Regions from separate parts of the Homo sapiens genome. Here region 2 is linked to region 1. Evidence: chromatin loops called from intact Hi-C (ENCODE). Cell type or tissue: B cell. All regions are shown on one strand.

The links. A loop is a pair of places that touch in the nucleus more often than their neighbours do. Peaks named below come from ENCODE experiments on the same cell type or tissue, not always from the same donor. Only the 100,000 strongest peaks of a DNase experiment are listed, where the experiment ranks them.
Region 2: it touches region 1 in a loop (5-fold over the local background); 13 of 110 quality-filtered maps call a loop at or near these places.

What each region holds. Positions count from the first base shown.
Region 1 is chr11:72,818,366-72,826,365 of GRCh38, reverse strand. ATG16L2 (autophagy related 16 like 2) reads right to left here. Exons shown (of 18, transcript NM_033388.2): 4 at 4,625-4,698; 5 at 4,071-4,322; 6 at 3,823-3,888; 7 at 3,405-3,518; 8 at 2,244-2,306; 9 at 1,524-1,632; 10 at 959-1,064; 11 at 123-193. Among named protein-coding and RNA genes, the nearest start is that of ATG16L2, 8.0 kb to the right of the region's middle. RefSeq lists enhancers at 1-28, 2,989-3,108, 3,159-3,268, 3,309-3,638 and a silencer at 3,959-4,128. In B cell, CTCF peaks have their summits at 3,777 and 3,977 (motif pointing right); DNase peaks (open chromatin) are centred at 2,215, 3,005, 3,895, 4,055 and 4 weaker places; H3K4me3 peaks cover 336 bases; H3K27ac peaks cover 4,044 bases.
Region 2 is chr11:72,749,243-72,757,242 of GRCh38, reverse strand. It overlaps ARAP1 (ArfGAP with RhoGAP domain, ankyrin repeat and PH domain 1), which reads left to right and starts at 4,835. Exons shown (of 35, transcript NM_001040118.3): 1 at 4,835-4,915. STARD10 (StAR related lipid transfer domain containing 10) reads left to right here. Exons shown (of 7, transcript NM_006645.3): 6 at 1,490-1,542; 7 at 2,101-2,514. The coding sequence ends at 2,346. RefSeq lists enhancers at 4,195-4,424, 5,035-5,154, 7,814-7,973 and a silencer at 4,695-4,984. In B cell, a CTCF peak has its summit at 4,468 (motif pointing left); a DNase peak (open chromatin) is centred at 4,672; H3K4me3 peaks cover 2,522 bases; H3K27ac peaks cover 3,869 bases.

The sequences.
Region 1 (8,000 bases):
AAGAGCCCAGGGGCCTGGTTCTAGGGTATCCATGTTGCGCCCTCAGGTCCCACAGCCCCCACCTGCCCAGTGTGGAGATCAGAGAGGGCACAATCCCATGCCACTGGGGCAGAGTTCCTCACCGAGGGGTCAAAGTCCACACTGGTGATGCTGCCACCAGCTCCCTCCAGGGTCTGGTTGGCCTCCAGGCGACCTGGGAGGACCAGGGGAAGGGACAGTTGAAATGAGGTCTTAACCTCACAAAATGGAGGAATTGGGATTGAGAGCGGAAGATCAGTTCCCGCCCCACCCCCCGACACATCCCCAGGTTAGAAGACAGAATCGCTGGGTCTGTTCTGCGGGCCTGGGCTGGAGACTACACCTCCCCTAACTGCTGGCACTGGGTCCCAGGGACAGCTAGTCATTTCACAGACCAGGCTAGAGAGGACCAGGGAGAAGGGACTATGTAGAGCACGCAGCAAGCCAGGATCAGGCCAGCCAGAAACTTGCCTTTTCTAGGAAGCCCCCAGGAGCCGGCTCTGACTCCCCAGGACACCCCCTCTCCAGAGCACAGAGCTTGGGACAAGGCCAACAGTTCATACTTGTCTCTTACCTGAGTTCTGAGAGCTCAAGTGATGCTAGAAGAGGGTCACCTGGTAGACTCAGGGACCTGCTCTTCAAGGGCCTGTCCCTGTAGGACCTCATGATAGGGGACCCCCACCAATCCCCATCAGGGACCATCTGAACTCAGCCCTCCCCATCCTGCAAATCTGGACCCTAGGAGCCAGGAGGCTCCACCCTTCTTCAGAACAGTGAGCCCAGAGTCTCACTCTTTCCAAGGCATTGTCTAGTCACTGCCCACAGAATATTCCAGATAGAGAAACACAAAGAGATCCAAGACCTCTGCCCACCAAGGAGTGAGCTGAGGAGAGGGTCTGGAGAGAAGCACCAAGTTGGCCGGCAGGGGAGGGCTCCTTACTTCCCACAACATTCCAGAGGTGGATCAGGCGGTCAGCCCCTCCAGTGGCCAGGAGGCTGCTGTTGGGGCCAAAACGAACAGCATTGACCTCAGAGAGGTGGGCATCCTGTGGGGAAAGGGGAGGTTGGTGCCCCGGCCCTCCCCGCGCATGTCTCTGTGAGTGCTCACGGGCCCTCTTACCGGTGCCTGTGCAGACACAGCCTGCTGCAGACGTGGTATCTCCCTCCCCAGTTTCTCTGTCCACACTCTGAGTTTCAAACCCGGCCCCACCAGGTGTTCTCACCTCTGCCTGGACCCCTGCAGCAGCCTCCGTGCTATGCTACTCTACTCTCCTGCCTGGCCTCCTGGCCTCCCAGCCTCCTCTCTCTCCCTCCCCGGCTTATGCCCACATCATAACATGCTTGAGTGGCTCCCACCACAGGCTGTGGGAGGCAGCCTCCTGCTCCTGCTGAGGAGCCCAGCCTTGCTTCCCTGGCCTCTTGGGACCACCCCTGGTGCCGAGACCACCCCTGTGCCTGCACTCTCTCACCACTGCCCCACCCATGTGGCTCAGCTCCTCCCTTACCAGCACATCCTGAGCCCGGGTAGGAAGTCGGGCAGCCACACACACAGGGATGATCTGGTATCGCTGCTCAGGGGCTCCCCCAATTGAGTGACCTCTCCTCTTCTTAAAACTGGGGTAAGGTGGGTTGGGGTCAGGAGGGCATTCAGCAAGTCCTTCTCAGGTGGGAGCCTCCAGCTCCCCTGAGGCATCAACCATAGGAAGCAGACATGGCAGGCGGCAGAACATGGCCCCAAGGAGCAGCGAGAGCATTCCCCAACCCAGCCTCGACCCCAGGGGTTGGTGTGGAGACGGGGTGGGGAGCACACAGAGGCAGACACAGGAGCAGGGTAGGGTTGGTGGGTGCAAAGAAACCTCAGGGCCGGGGTTTCAATCCCAGTCTTGCCACTGCTTGGCTCTGTGACTCTGAATGAGTCCCTGACATTTCAGAGCATTTTTCCCAATTGAGTAGGAGCTCCTGCCCTGCCTGAGGCTGGAGCTCTTGGTCCCCTGTGACGACCTTGGATGAAGACAGACCCTTGTGAGGACAGAACCTGGAAGACAGCTGAACCGGGGCCGGGGCTGAGGCCATTCACCTGGCTCCTGTCTCCAAGGCCCAACAGACTCACAGGCAGACAGCTGCACATCACAGGGATGGACAGGTCGAGGCACAGACACAGACCAAGCCTGGGCTGGGGAGCCCGACACACACGTGGGTGCACACACAGGCACACACACACTTACTCCAGAAGCCCCTTCACCACATCCACACAGTGGGACAGCGTCAGGGAGGTGGCTGAGGCAGACCTGAGACAAAACCAAGAGAGATATGCTAAGGGACTGGCTGGTGTGTGTACAAATGGCTGTCCATCATCTCCACACTTTGCCAGAGACCTGGAGGCTTGTAACCTCTCAAGTCTGGGATAAGAACTTGACTTCTCCAAGATCAGGAGACCAGGGTGACCCAGATCAGTCCCAGGAAGGTCGGGGCAGCAATGGATTTGGTAATGAAAGTCTCCCAAGGTCTCCCTCATGATGGGAAGAACTGCCTTACCCTACTAGTACCCACCAACAAAAGTTCCTGGGAAGCTGAGCCGGGGCCTACAGGGAGGAGAGACGCTGAAGGTTCCCCCAGGCTGGGGATGGGAGGAGGGGGGAGCCTAGGCTCACTGGGTGACCTCAGCAATGCCCAGGAGAGGGTGTGTCCTACAATGACTTGGCCCACAAGGGCTCCCAAGGACTTTGGGGACTGGCATCTCATGCCCCTCCCCACGGTTTCTTCACTGCCCCAAGGCCTGGACACCAGGGACCTGCAAGGAAAGACTGAGAAGAGGTGTTAGGCTGGGGAATGGCGCCCAGAGCGGGCAGCCTCAATGACAGGCAAATCAAGAAGGATGGAGGAGACCCTGCGGACAGGCACCCAAGGTCTGAAGCCCCAATCAGGTCCCACAAGTGTGAGCACACATCTACACATGCTTATATATTCACACATACAGACGGGCTCAGTCAAGCTTGTACACACCTGTGGCCTCATGTCCCTGCGGATGCACATGCTTGCACACCTATGGCTGCGCACACATGCCTGGCATGACTGGGCTCTGGGCTTTGCCCACAGGTTCTCTCCTGGTGACAGCTATTCAGAAGCCTGACTCCCCACCCCCAGAGCTCTGATCCCAAGAAGGAGGGAAAGGGTTGAGGGTAGGGGTTGGGGGGGTGAGATGGAACTGACCCCAAGTGGCTCCAGACAATGGAGGTCAGACTAGCCCTGGGAGATCTGAGCTTTCTGGCCTCTCCTCAAGCCCCCTCCCAACCCAAGAGCTGGCTCCAAGGTCCAAGAGGAAGACCCTGGCAGCCTCTGGGGTGGGGCTCAGCTCAGAGCTCTGAGACTGTCACCTGGGTCCTCACCTGAAGGGCCTCTTCCACTTCTCACAAGCTTCCTTCTCCAGGGGCTCTGGCTCAGGGGCCAGAGCCAGAGTCTCCCTTCTCTCCCTCATCCCATCGCCTAGGGTGTCCGGGCCCCTAGGAGAGGTAATGAAGTTCAGAAAGGCCAAGGGACCAAGCCAGCCCCTCCCGACCCCAGCACAGGATACGCTGAAGACAGGAATTCCCAGTGATGAGGGTTCTGTGTGGGTGTACACGTGCAGCGGTCACGCATGCAGGCTCCTACGACCACACGGTCCTCTGCAGGTGTCTCGTGGGCTCCGACCACATGGGGGCCTCAGGACGGGGCTGTGCACAAGTACAGTCGGCAGCCTGGGTCGCCGCAGGCAGGCGGGGCGGGAGGCAGAACGCAAGGGTCGGACCGGCCCATCCCCACTCTTACTCGCTGATGCTCACGGTCCGCTTGGCAGCCTTCTTCAGCTCCTGGGACACCCGCGCCTGCTTGGCCCTTGTTGGGTAAAAAGCATCCTGAGACCCTGGCGCGGCGCCTCGCACGCAGGCGGGGCTAGACCCGGTCCCTTCCTCCAGGGGGCGGCTGCTGCCCCCCTCCCTTCCAGACACCGGCGAGGCCCGACTCCTCCCTGCAGGGGCGGGGCCTTTCCTCAGGAGGGGCGGGGCCTGCTCCCTCACCGCTCCCGGCGCTCGTTGCGCAGGTTGCGCTCGGCCGCGGCGCGCGCCTTGCGCTGCACGAGCCTCTCCAGCAGGTCGCGCGCCTCTTCCTGGAGCCTGCGCAGTGCCGCCTCCCGGAGCCCGACGTGCGCGCGCAGCGCCTCGTAGGCTGCCCGCTGCACCGCATTCTGCGCCCGCCACTCCTCCACCTGCTGGGCCTGCTGCGCCCGCGCCTCTCGCAGCTGCGCCACGCGGGCCTCCAGGGCTGCCAGCCTGGAGGACGGAAAGAGCGGATAGCGGGTCCCAAGCTTCCCCCGTCACTGCCCAGTGGGAATATGCCTCGGAGCAGAGACAGACCTGCCCATGCCAAACGCGGCTAGCCGGGTGGCTAAGCCAGGTCTCCCCCAAGCCTTCGCCCTCAGAGCCCAGCCGTTCGGTCCTCTGGCACCAACCGATGGGGTCGGGGGGACGTAGGGAAAGATCTCGGCCCGCGCCATTCCCCCCGCCTCCCGTATAGTTGGCCCCGGGCCTCCCTGAGGTGGGCGCGGTCCCTCCCGCCCCCGCCCGCGCCTCACCTGCTTTGCCTCTGCTGCAGCTCCGACTCCAGCGTGCCCAGGGCCGCGCCCTTCTCCACCACCTGGTAGGCCATCTGGGGGCGGACAGGTGGGCACGGCGGCGCTGAGGCCCCTCCAGGCCTCCAGTCCCTCCGGGGCCGAAGGCGCTAAGGGAGTCGGCTGCTCACCTGCCCGCCCCCTTCCTGAAAAGCAAGCTGAGCCCCACACAGGTTTGGGACCTTGCACAGGGACGCGCTGCTGTTTGTGGAGCAGTGGAAGGCCCTCGGGCTCTGGAGTCAGCCCTGGGTCCCAATCCTCGCCGTGCCGCTTCGTTTCTCTGCGACCCTACTAGGAACCTCTCTGGCAAGAGCAACCCGCTCCACTGCCTCGCCTGAAGAGTGGGAAGCCAGCGCTCCGCTCCCAGCACCATGCATAACCACTGCGAGGACTCCTCGCGCAGAGGCTGCCAAATGCCCATCCGGCCCTCGGGCGCCATGATGTTCCCAGCAGGCTACACGCTCCTTCCATCCTCACCACACCAGGAGGCTGGTACTGCCACTCTCACTTCACAGACAAGGACACCGACAGAGAGGTTTAAGTGTCTTGCCCAAAGTCACGTAGCTAAGAGATTTGGGCACAAGCCACCTACCTAACTGCATCACCCTCCAGGCTGGTCAGGGGAATGTGAGTTCTGTTCCCCACCCCTCCCTGCTGGCTTCCTGGCCTCACCCAACCCAGGCCTGCCCAAGCACAGGTCTCAGCAGCGAGAGGCCCTGCGCAGAGGCACACAAGGCTAAGATCAGGCATGGACTCGGGGAGCCAGGGCCCAGACTCAATATGGGAACAGCGCTGGCAGCCCAGGAGAGTGGGTGAGGGTCATTTCATCTGCACTCCCGCCTCACTCGTCATGCCTTCAACCCAGAGCCAAGCAGGGTCGGTGGGAGAGACAGACCCCAGGCAAGGCAGCTCCCACCAGTGTGACAAGAGAACATGAGGGCCAGAGGCGCCTCTGGCCCAGGCCAAGGCTGGGGGCTCTTGTTGCTAATCTGTTCCTGTGTTCTCACGTGGGCCTGGTGAGGACAGACTGAGGAGCACGGTTGGCGCTGCCACCTGCACTGACATGACGCGCTATGTGAGTGAGTCTGCGAAGAAGGAATCTGCACATGCGGGTTGGGGCACCTTTATTCATAGTTGGCCCCATTTATAACATAATTCTTTTCACCACTGAGCAATCTGATCACCACCTCCACTTTCTCACTTGTCACTTGCTTTCATTTATGTTGTGTTGTACCATTCAATATTTTATTGTATGCCTTTCAAAATTCAAGTAGTAGAAGTGGAAAACAGATTAGTACTTGCCAGGGGTTAGGGATGGTTGGGGGGAGAGGGGTGAATGTGACTAAAAAGGGGTAATAAGAAAGAGATCTTTGCAGTGGTGAAACAGTGCCATATCTTGATGGTTACACAAATCTACACGTGATAAAATGACAAAGGACATATACACACTTCATACCAATCCCAGTTTCCTGGTTGTGGGTACTATAGTTATGTAAGATGTAGCCAGCAGGAGATGCTGGGGGAAGGGGATGCAGGAACTCTGGACTATCCTTCCAACTTCCTGTGAATCTATAATTATTTTAAAATAAAAAGTTAATAATAATGATAAATGCTTGTGATGTGTGGAACTACTAGAGAAATTTTTACAAAAGAAAAGAAAAGGCCGGGTGCCGTGGCTCACGCCTGTAATCCCAGCACTTTGGGAGGCCAAGGTGGGTGGATCACGAGGTCAGGAGATCAAAACCATCCTAGCTAACATGGTGAAACCCCATCTCTACTAAAAATACAAAAAATTAGCCGGGCATGGTGGCGGGCGCCTGTAGTCCCAGCTACTCGGGAGGCTGAGGCAGGAGAATGGCGTGAACCCGGGAGGCTGAGGTTGCAGCGAGCCGAGATGACGCGACTGTACTCCAGCCTGGGCAACAGAGTGAGACTCCGTCTCAAAAAAAAAAAAGAAAGAAAAGAAAAAGCCTCCTCACTGCCCCCATCCTCTGGCGCATCCAATGGGTACTGGCTGGTGTGTGTCCTGGGAAGGAGTGCTGGGGGCCAGGGAAAGTATCTCAGGCAAAGGGAGCTGGGAGCTCAGAGATGAGCGTGGCAGGAAATGCGACAAGAGCCTGGGGAGCTCGACGGGGGAGCCAGGCTAGGAGCTTTGGAAGATCTACAGCGCACTAACCATGGGGACAGAGGTAGTAAGACGGGCTTTTACTTTTTACTCTATGGCTTCTATTCTCTTGACTTGTTTACAAGCATGTTTTGTGTATTGCTTGTCTTTAATGGAGATCTTTCTTTTTTTTTAATTAAAATATGTCACTCTGAAAGCTGTATGGAGAAGGGACAGGGAGTGCTAAAGGAGTGTTCCAGGGCAGGATGAAAGTTACTTGTACTATGTCAGATATGGTGCAAGAAACAGAGAGACATTGATGGATTTGGAGATAGAGTCAACATGAGCTTGTGACCAGCTCAGGATGGAGGGCTGGGAAGAGTCAGAGGTGCCCCTGCATTTCCAGCATGTGTGAGAACGACTGGGGGGCAGTCACAGGAAGACAGGAAGGACAGCCCACCTCATTCATCGCTTAGTCTACAAATAGTCATTAGTATGGAATGGACTGTGGACACAGGCCCTAAGGATATAGGTTTGCCTCGGAGGCAAACGAAGACATCCCAGGGCTTGGGGAGCTCACAGCCCAGAGGCTGGGGGTGGTGTGGGGGTCAGATGTTTGAGAATCACCTCTCAAACAAATATTAAATTGGACCTACAACAGCAGCTCTAGGGAAAGGTTCTCAAATGAGTCCGTACCTATGCCCGCATTTCTGTTGGGCAGGTGACTTGCCATTCTGTGACTGGATGTGTATTTCCTGGGCTATCACAGTCTCTTTCAGAGGACTGGAAGCCCCATGGGGCCAGGTCTTGTTTATTGTTGCACTCCCCGTACTTTGGATATAGCAACTGTCAACAGATGTTGAGAGAATGAATGGAGAGCACAGAAGTTGATTTGTGTGAGAAGGGCTCAAATCCTGGCTCTACCTCTCCAAGCCTCAGTTTCCTCCTCTACAACCATAAAGTTGTGAAGGATTAACTGAGACAATGTTTAGCCCGATGCCTGCAAGGAGTCAACTCTCAAAACGGTGTGGGCCAAATTCTGGGGGAGATGGTGAGCCTGATTTTAGATGTGATCTCCAAAAAGCAGCTGAGCAAGAGAGTCAAGCTCAGAAAAGAAGGCTCGGCTAGAGACAGAACTGAGAGTTGGCAAACAGAAAAAACGGGGGTCAGTGAACCCCAAGAACACCCACATTTGAAGGGACAGGAATAGGGAGGAGGGGAAGGAGCCAGTGAAGG
Region 2 (8,000 bases), 69 kb after region 1:
TTTTCAGTCACCCATGCCCAGAACCTGCCATCATTTGGGGTCACTCCCTCTTCCTCAGCCAAATCCAGCCATTGATTTTTTTTTTTTTTTTTTTTTTGAGACAGAGTTTCACTCTTGTTTCCCAGGCTGGAGTGCAATGGTGCAATCTCGGCTCACTGCAACCTCTGCCTCCCGGGTTCAAATGATTCTCCTGCCCCAGCCTCCCGAGTAACTGGGATTACAGGCATCTGTCACCACCCCCAGCTAACTTTTTGTATTTTTAGTAGAGATGGGGTTTCACCATGTTGGCCAGCCTGGTCTCGAACTCCTGACCTTGTGATCCACCCACCTTGGCCTCCCAAAGTGCTGGGATTACAGGCGTGAGCCACCGCGCTTAGCCCCCGTCACTGATTCTTATTGATTCTGCCTCCTCCTCGGCAGTTCCTGAGTCTGGCATTTCTCTCCATACCAACTACCTTGTCTGTGTATAACAGCGGCCAGAGGAATTTCTCTAAAACACTTATCTCCTCATGACTCTCATCTGCTTGAAGTTACTCTGTGGCTCTCCATTGCCCTCCAAGAAAAGCCTAAGCCCTGTCCCAGGTCTCCTGGTGTCTCTCACACCTCACCCATCCCCACTTCTGTGCCCAGGCAGCCCTTCCCCGAAGCCTCCCCTCCTCGCCCCTCCAGGGGTGCTGTGGGTGTCACCTCCTGATCCCTGACACTCAGGGGAGTCACTGGCTCCCTGTTCTGTAGTCCATTCCCCTCTAGTAGAACAGTCGGCTCCTGTTGGGCCCCCAGTGAGTTCCTCTCTGGGTCCCCAGGGCTGGCCCAGGGTGGGTGTCACAGTGAACATGGAGTGAGTGAGTGAGTGAGTGAGTGAATGACTAGAGGATGGGGAAGCCTTGAGCATCCTTGCCTGGAAATGCTTCAAGCCCCAGAGCGCACAGTGGTCCAGGCCTAGCACTCCCCCGGCACCTCATTGTGTTGGGTGTCAGAGGTGGAGTGGACACTTGGGAATGAGATAGGGTGGAGAGCTGGGCAGTGGATTCCAGGTCAGGCCAGGCTGGGGTGCTCAGCCAGAGGCCTGTGTGGTCAGGGGAGGACTTGGAAGGACAGGCAGGGGAGGGGCTGAGCGTCAGGGGCATTCCTGGGAGGGAGGTTAGGTTGAGAAGGGATGTCAGTGTGATTGAGTGAGGCAGCAGGTGCAGCAGGGTGGGTCAGAGTTTCCACCCATGTATAGCCTGTGCTTACCTAGGACCCTGTGGTTTTCTTCCACGTAATCTTTGAGGCTGGGCAGAGGGAAAGTGGGGGACAGAGCTAAGCCTGAGGACTTCGGTCTGAGGTGGAAGGGAGTGAGGGTAAAGGCTTGTAGGACTTGCCTCACACACCTCCTCCTCATGGGGAAGACAGTGGCCTCCCTGGAAGCTCTGGGCAGAGGGTGGGGCTTTTGTCAGGGGCGGAGGGGCTGGGTCCCTGAGGCTGCTTCCTCCCTTCCCTGCCCTCACAGGCTCCTTACCCAAGTGGGTGGTGAATAAATCTTCTCAGTTCCTGGCTCCCAAGGTGAGTGGCCTTGGGATTTTGGGGAGGGGTGTTGAAGACTGGAAAGAGGACTATGGAATGAGGTGGGTGGAGTCAAGCCTGGAGCCTGAGGGCCAGGCGTGGTGGCTCATGCCTGTAATCCCAGCACTTTGGGAGGCCTTGGCAGGTGGATTACCTGAGGTCGGGAGTTCAAGACCAGCCTGGCCAACATGGTGAAACCCTGTCTCTACTAAAAATACAAAAATTAGCTGAGTGTGATGGTGGGTGCCTGTAATCCCAGCTACTCGGGAGGCTAAGGCAGGAGAATCACTTGAACCTGGAAGGCAGAGGTTGCAGTGAGCCGATATCATGCCACTGCACTCCAGCCTGGGCCACACAGTGAGATTCCGTCTCAAAAAAAAAAAAAAAAAAAAAAGAATGGAGAATGGAGCCTAGGGCCCAGGGAGGGCAAGTAGGGCTGAGGAGTGAAGTTTTGAAAGGGAGCCAGTCAGGATGCTGGGGGCTGAGCCGCTGGAGGGGGGTGTGGAGAAGACCTGCCCCCTAGCCACCCCCTGACCCGGCGGGGCGGCGGGCCCACAGGCCATGAAGAAGATGTACAAGGCGTGCCTCAAGTACCCCGAGTGGAAACAGAAGCACCTGCCTCACTTCAAGCCGTGGCTGCACCCGGAGCAGAGCCCGTTGCCGAGCCTGGCGCTGTCGGAGCTGTCGGTGCAGCATGCGGACTCACTGGAGAACATCGACGAGAGCGCGGTGGCCGAGAGCAGAGAGGAGCGGATGGGCGGCGCGGGCGGCGAGGGCAGCGACGACGACACCTCGCTCACCTGAGCGCCGCACCGCTTCAGGGACGGAGACAGGACCGGGCGAGCCCTGGGGCGGCGGCCGCTCCTGCACTTTCTCCCCTCCCCCACCCGGCACCTGGTGGCACCGGGCCAGGCCCAGGCGGGTGCTGCAGCCTGGCTGGACAGAGCCCCAATAAACGATCCCACAGCCTCAGCCGGCTCATCACTGTGCCTGCTTCCCACCTGCCTCATGGCCGCTGCCGCGGTCCCCTGCGTCTGCCCTTAATTTTGTTAAGGTTGTTGATCATCCGGCCGTTGATCCTTCCAGCATCTCCTCATTTCCCATTGTGTAGCGGGGAGGAGACGGGGTTTATCACTGCCCCCCTTCTGTCCATACTCTGTTCCATTCTCTGCCCGTATCTATCCAGCTGTCCTTGTTGAGCGGTCATTTTGGCATTCACGCCAGGCTATTTGCTTTCTTTTTCACTGCTTTAAGGCAGCGGTCCCCAACCTTTTTGGCACCAGGGACTGGTTTTGTGCAAGACAAATTTTCCATGGATCAGGATTGGGGAAGGATTGGTTTTGGGATGATTCAAGTGCATCACATTTATCATTAGATTTTGATAAGGAGCGCACAACCTAGATCCCTCGCATGCGCAGTTCACAATAGGGTTCTCCCTCCTATGAGAATCCAATGCTGCTGCAGATCTGACAGGAGGCGGTAATGCTAGCTCAGCCTCTGCTCACTTCCTGCTGTGCAGCCTGGTTCCTAACAGGTTCCTGACAGGACCAGTACCAGTCTGTGGCCCAGGGGTTGGGGACCTCTGCTCTAAGGGAAGGAGCAGGCCTTGACAGAGACCCTGGGTCAGGAGTCAGAGGGTGAGGTTCTACTCTGTGTCCTTCGGCCCAAGGCCCTTTGGGTCCAACCTATGGACTGGGGTCTGACACTCCTGTCATCCCAGAAGGGAGGTGGAGGGGTCCGTGGGTCTCAAGCCACAGGGCTGTGGGTCTCAGAGCTGAGGCTGGGGCAGCATACCCTGGAGGGAGGTCAAGGGTGCAGGTGAGGGGCCTCAGATTCCAGTGCAGTTGGTGGGGACCAGGCTTGGTGATTCACGCCCTCCCTAGGTCATTTTGAAGACCTCAGGACTGTGTTAACAGAAATGGTAGGGTCCCCAGACCCCCTATCCCCTTGCCAGTGGTCAGATGCCAGCCTTCTCACCCTGTGCTGCACCTCGCTGGTCTGAAGTCTAGAGGGACGCCTGGGCCTCCCCTGTGATCTGTGGCCCCCAGGTGCCCTCTGCTGCCCAAGGGACACCCCTGCTGCCAGGACCAGAGGAGGGGCCTATGCTCTGCTCCTCTGCAGTGTTTTTGACCCCATATGAACTTGGGGCCCGGAAGTTCTCCGCAAGGTCTGGCCCTGTTCTCCCCTCCCGGAAAGCTCCTTTGCCTTAGCCCTACCACCAGAAGACACGGTCTACTCAGTCAACTCTTTCCCAGAGGGACAGGGTGAATGGCCAGTGGGGGGCAGGCAGGAGATTCTAGAACTCATAAAAATGGGTTGCTTCCCAGCTTTGCCCAACACTGGCTTTGTAACTTTGGGCAAGCCCTCAGACTTCTTGGAGCCTTATTTCCTAACCCATAACCTGGGATGATAATTTTTGCCATCAAGCAGAATGTAAGGATTGAGATAAAAGGAATAAATTGCCCAGCACTGGGACTAGCATGCAGTAGGTGCTCCAATTAATGACACTTTCCTCTTCTCAGGGGGTAAACCCTCATCCCCCGCAATGTGAGATCTGTTCTTCCAAATATACCCTTTGTGCATATAAAGAAATTGAAGCCCAGGGAAGGTCTCTGGCGTGGCTGGCCCCGGAGGTGTTCTGGACACAGGACCCAGAAATGTCTGCCAAGCTTGGTACCCTCATCTGTGTATGTGCTGGGAGGATGGGTGGGAATCTCCTGTTCTCTAGGTGTGGGTGCTGGAACCTCAGGCTGCAGCCTTCCGCTGAGGGATCCTTGGGAGGTGTGGCTGGGTGGGTAGCTTCCCCACAACCCTGCCTGTGGGCACCCAGGGAGGGAAGTGAGATACCCTTGAAGAATGTGGTGGAGGAAGGATTTCCTAGAGGAGGTGGTCAGGCACCACTGACGGCCTTCAACTGCCTCCTATCCCCCTGGGGGTGTGGCCCTCTTGTGGGTGGGGTGTATGTCAGGGCAGACTCACCAGAAGAGGGGTGGCGAGAGCAGGGAGACTCAGGGAGAGGTGGACTCAGCGGGCGAGGTGGCGGGGGTTAGACCTGAGCCTCAGGAGACAGTCGGAAGACCCGCAAGCAGCTAGAGGGGCAGGAGAGAGACACAGACCGACGGGTCCGGCGGGCGGGCCAGGCCAACCAACTCCAGGACCGTGACTAGGCGGGGGGAGGGGCCGATGAGGGGGCGGGGCCCTGCCCTGCCCTGCCCCAGCCCCACCTTCCCCTCCCCGGGAGTCACGTGGGGCGGGCGGAAGCGCCCGGGGGGGTGGGCGCGCCCGGCCCCTTGCTGCAATTTGGCGGTGGCGGTGTAAGTCGGTGGCGGCGCCGGTACGCCTGGTCCCCGCGTGGAGTCTTTACTCAAAACAGGTCAGTGCGGCTGCCGGAGCCTCCCCGTCTGCAGGCCCCTCGCCACATTGGCCTGCAGTTTCCCCATTCTGCAGAAAGGAACGCCGAGGCCGCGCGCTGCTTCTGCTTCCCCGGGTCATCTTGTCTGTTTACCTTTTTGGGCGTGATGGGGGGGTCGCCTCTTGAGGATAAGCCAGCGGGCCAGAGACGGTAGGGAAGGGGGGTGAACCAGCGGGACCCGGGGCTTCCAGCCCGTAGCCCTTTGGCGTGAAGGGTCTCTGGAGTCAGCCGCCCTCGGGCGCCTTGGGGTTCCCATCTGTGAAGTGAAGGCTCCCACCTCGTTGGCCGCTGAGACCTTTACATTTCTGGAGATCTGTACGACCCTATGCCCTGGGCCTGGGGCTCCAGTGACCTTGGGCAGGCTACTTCCGGTCTCTGCATCTCAATTCCCCACCAGTAAATGGGGCATGGCTTCCCCAGAGCCCCTACCTGGCCCAGTTGCTGGTGAAAGAAAGTATGTGCTCAGGGAATGGGGTCACGCTGGGAGTGGGGTGGTTGGGCCTGGAGAGAGCAGGCTTAGGGTGCAGCCTGGGGGCAGGGGATGGGTGTTTGGTGCAGGGCCGGCGGGGAGGGGGGGAATCTGGCCAGAAGCCATCACGCTGTGGTTTCTGCTATATACCGTCCCTTCCCCCACATCCCATATCCTGGGGAGCCTTCCCTGATCCCAGATAGGTGGGAGGGGGGTGCTTCAGGGCCAGATACCTGGGGGTACTCGGAAGGATTTGACTCTTTGGTGGGTCCCAGGGTCCCAGACTGAGGCACTCATGATACCTGTTCGCGGAGAGTCCCCAGAGGCCAGGCTGGGAGAGACTGCCCAGCAAGATCATCACAGGGTAGAAGGAGCCCAGCAGAGCCTTGAAGACAGGTGTGGACAGGTGCAGGCCCCAGGGGAGGGGATGACTGGAATGGGCTTGGCAGTTAAGTGGCAATTTACAAGGATAAGGACCCTCCAAAGGCGAGGGCGTAGCTTGTGCAAAGTCAGGAATTTGGATGGTGTGTCTGAGGAATGGCAGAAAGGTGGGTGTGGCTGGCAGAGGTGTAGAGAGAACTCATCCTGTGTCCCATTCCTGGCTGGGGATTGTCAGGACTGGGCCTGGGGACCTTGCCTCCCCATTGGCTACTTGCATATTGGAGTAGTTTAGGAAGGGGGTGTCCCAGGCAGAGTACCGGTGACTGATGAGGTGGAGGGGGCAGAGGCCACCAGAGCCCTGATGGCCCCCAGGTTTTGTTTTGCATTCAAGCCTCCTACTCAACCCCAGCTTTATACCCCCACCACCTGGGCTCCAGCCATGCTTCACACATCCAGCCTCAGCTTTTTGTACAGATTGTTAATCCTCCTCCCAACCCTCTAGAAGCTTCCTCCCCATTCAAATCCCCAGGTCCTTTGGGACTTCAGGTTTCAGAGATGGGCTGCTGTTGCCCCTCCTTCCTGCCCAGCCTTCAGTCTTGTGTAATGGCACAGCTTAGGAAGGGTCTCCTTGGAGCTCTGTGGGGATGGGGCCTGCAGAGCCATGGGGATCATGGGACCTGGGGCCCCGAGTCCTTGTGCAGCCACCAATCACTATGTGACTCTACAAGTCCCCAAATTCCTCAGAGCCTCCATTTCCCCATCTGCAGGATGGAGTGATCAGCCCTGGCCTCATGCCCCAAAGAGAGACGGTGCTGGGGCAATAGTCAGGCCTATCTGCTAAGATGCTGGGGCAATAGGCCTATCTGCTAAGTCCTGTCTCCAGCATTGAGAGTTTGAATGAAAGAAAGAGAGAACCCAGGGGAAGGGGTCAGTTTAGAGGGGTTGGGGGGGTGTCTGAGAGTATCGGGGGCTAGTGGTGGACCAGGCCTAGGGCATCGGCTGGAGGTGGGGAGTCCCTTCCATTTTCCGGAGCCCTCTCTCCTTCCCACCCAACTCTCCCTTGGCTGAGCTCAAAGCCACCCGCCACTGCCCAAACAAGTGGCCTCTGTTCCCAGGGTAGGGGGAGGGGAGGCAGGCCCTGGGCTCCAGGCCCGCCTGTCCAGCGCTGACCCTGGCCCCCCGCCCCTCACTCTAGGTCTTAACCCTTGGGGGCCTGGACCGGGCCCTGGGCTCCTTGAGGGCTGGTGATTCTTGTTCACCAGCTGTCCCCTCTACCCCGCTTCAGGCTCCCAAGGGTTCTGTCACATCAGGAGGGGATGCAGTAGGAAATGGGGAAGGAAGGAGGGAACAAGGGTGGGGGACAGGCTGGAGCAGATATGGCCATGGACACTTAGAGACCATTTGGCCTAAAAGCTTCTTTCACAGATGGGGAAACTGAGGCCAAGAGCTAGAGATGAGGGTAGGATCACACAGAGACCCCTGGTGGGGGTCAGGACAGGTTCTGTCTCCTAGTCTGGCCTCTCTGGGGGAAAGGGGAGAGAGGGAGAGGGAACTTTTTTTTTTTTTTTGAGACGGAGTCTTGCTCTGTTGCCCAGGCTGGAGTGCAGTGGCACAATCTTGGCTCCACCTTCTGGGTTCATGCCATTCTCCTGCCTCAGCCTCCTGAGTAGCTGGGACTACAGGCGCCCGCCACCACACCTGGCTAATTTTTGTATTTTTAGTAGAGACGGGGTTTCACCTTGTTAGCCAGGATGGTCTCAATCTCCTGACCTCGTGATCTGCCCGCCTCAGCCTCCCAAACTGCTGGGGTTACAGGTGTGAGCCACCACTCCCGGCTGGGAGAGGGAACATTCTTTGTTGAGTACCTGCTGTGTGCTGGACACTGCACATTTGTCATCTAATGATTTACATAATTGCATAAGAGCATAAGACGACCATCACCCTCCAATATCATAGTGGAAGTAACAGCCTTAGAGAAAGCTGAGTAATAACATCAGTGAGAATGAGGTCAGCAAACATGCCTATAGCACTGTTGTAAAGTTTTATCCATATTAACCAATTCCACCCTGCCAATAACCCAAGAAATTAGGTGACATTCTACAGATAAGGAAACTGAGGCACAGAGAGGCTAAGTAACTTGTGTAAGAATACATTGGGAGGGTGGTAGAGAGACAGGGTCAGGACCCAGGTGTTCAT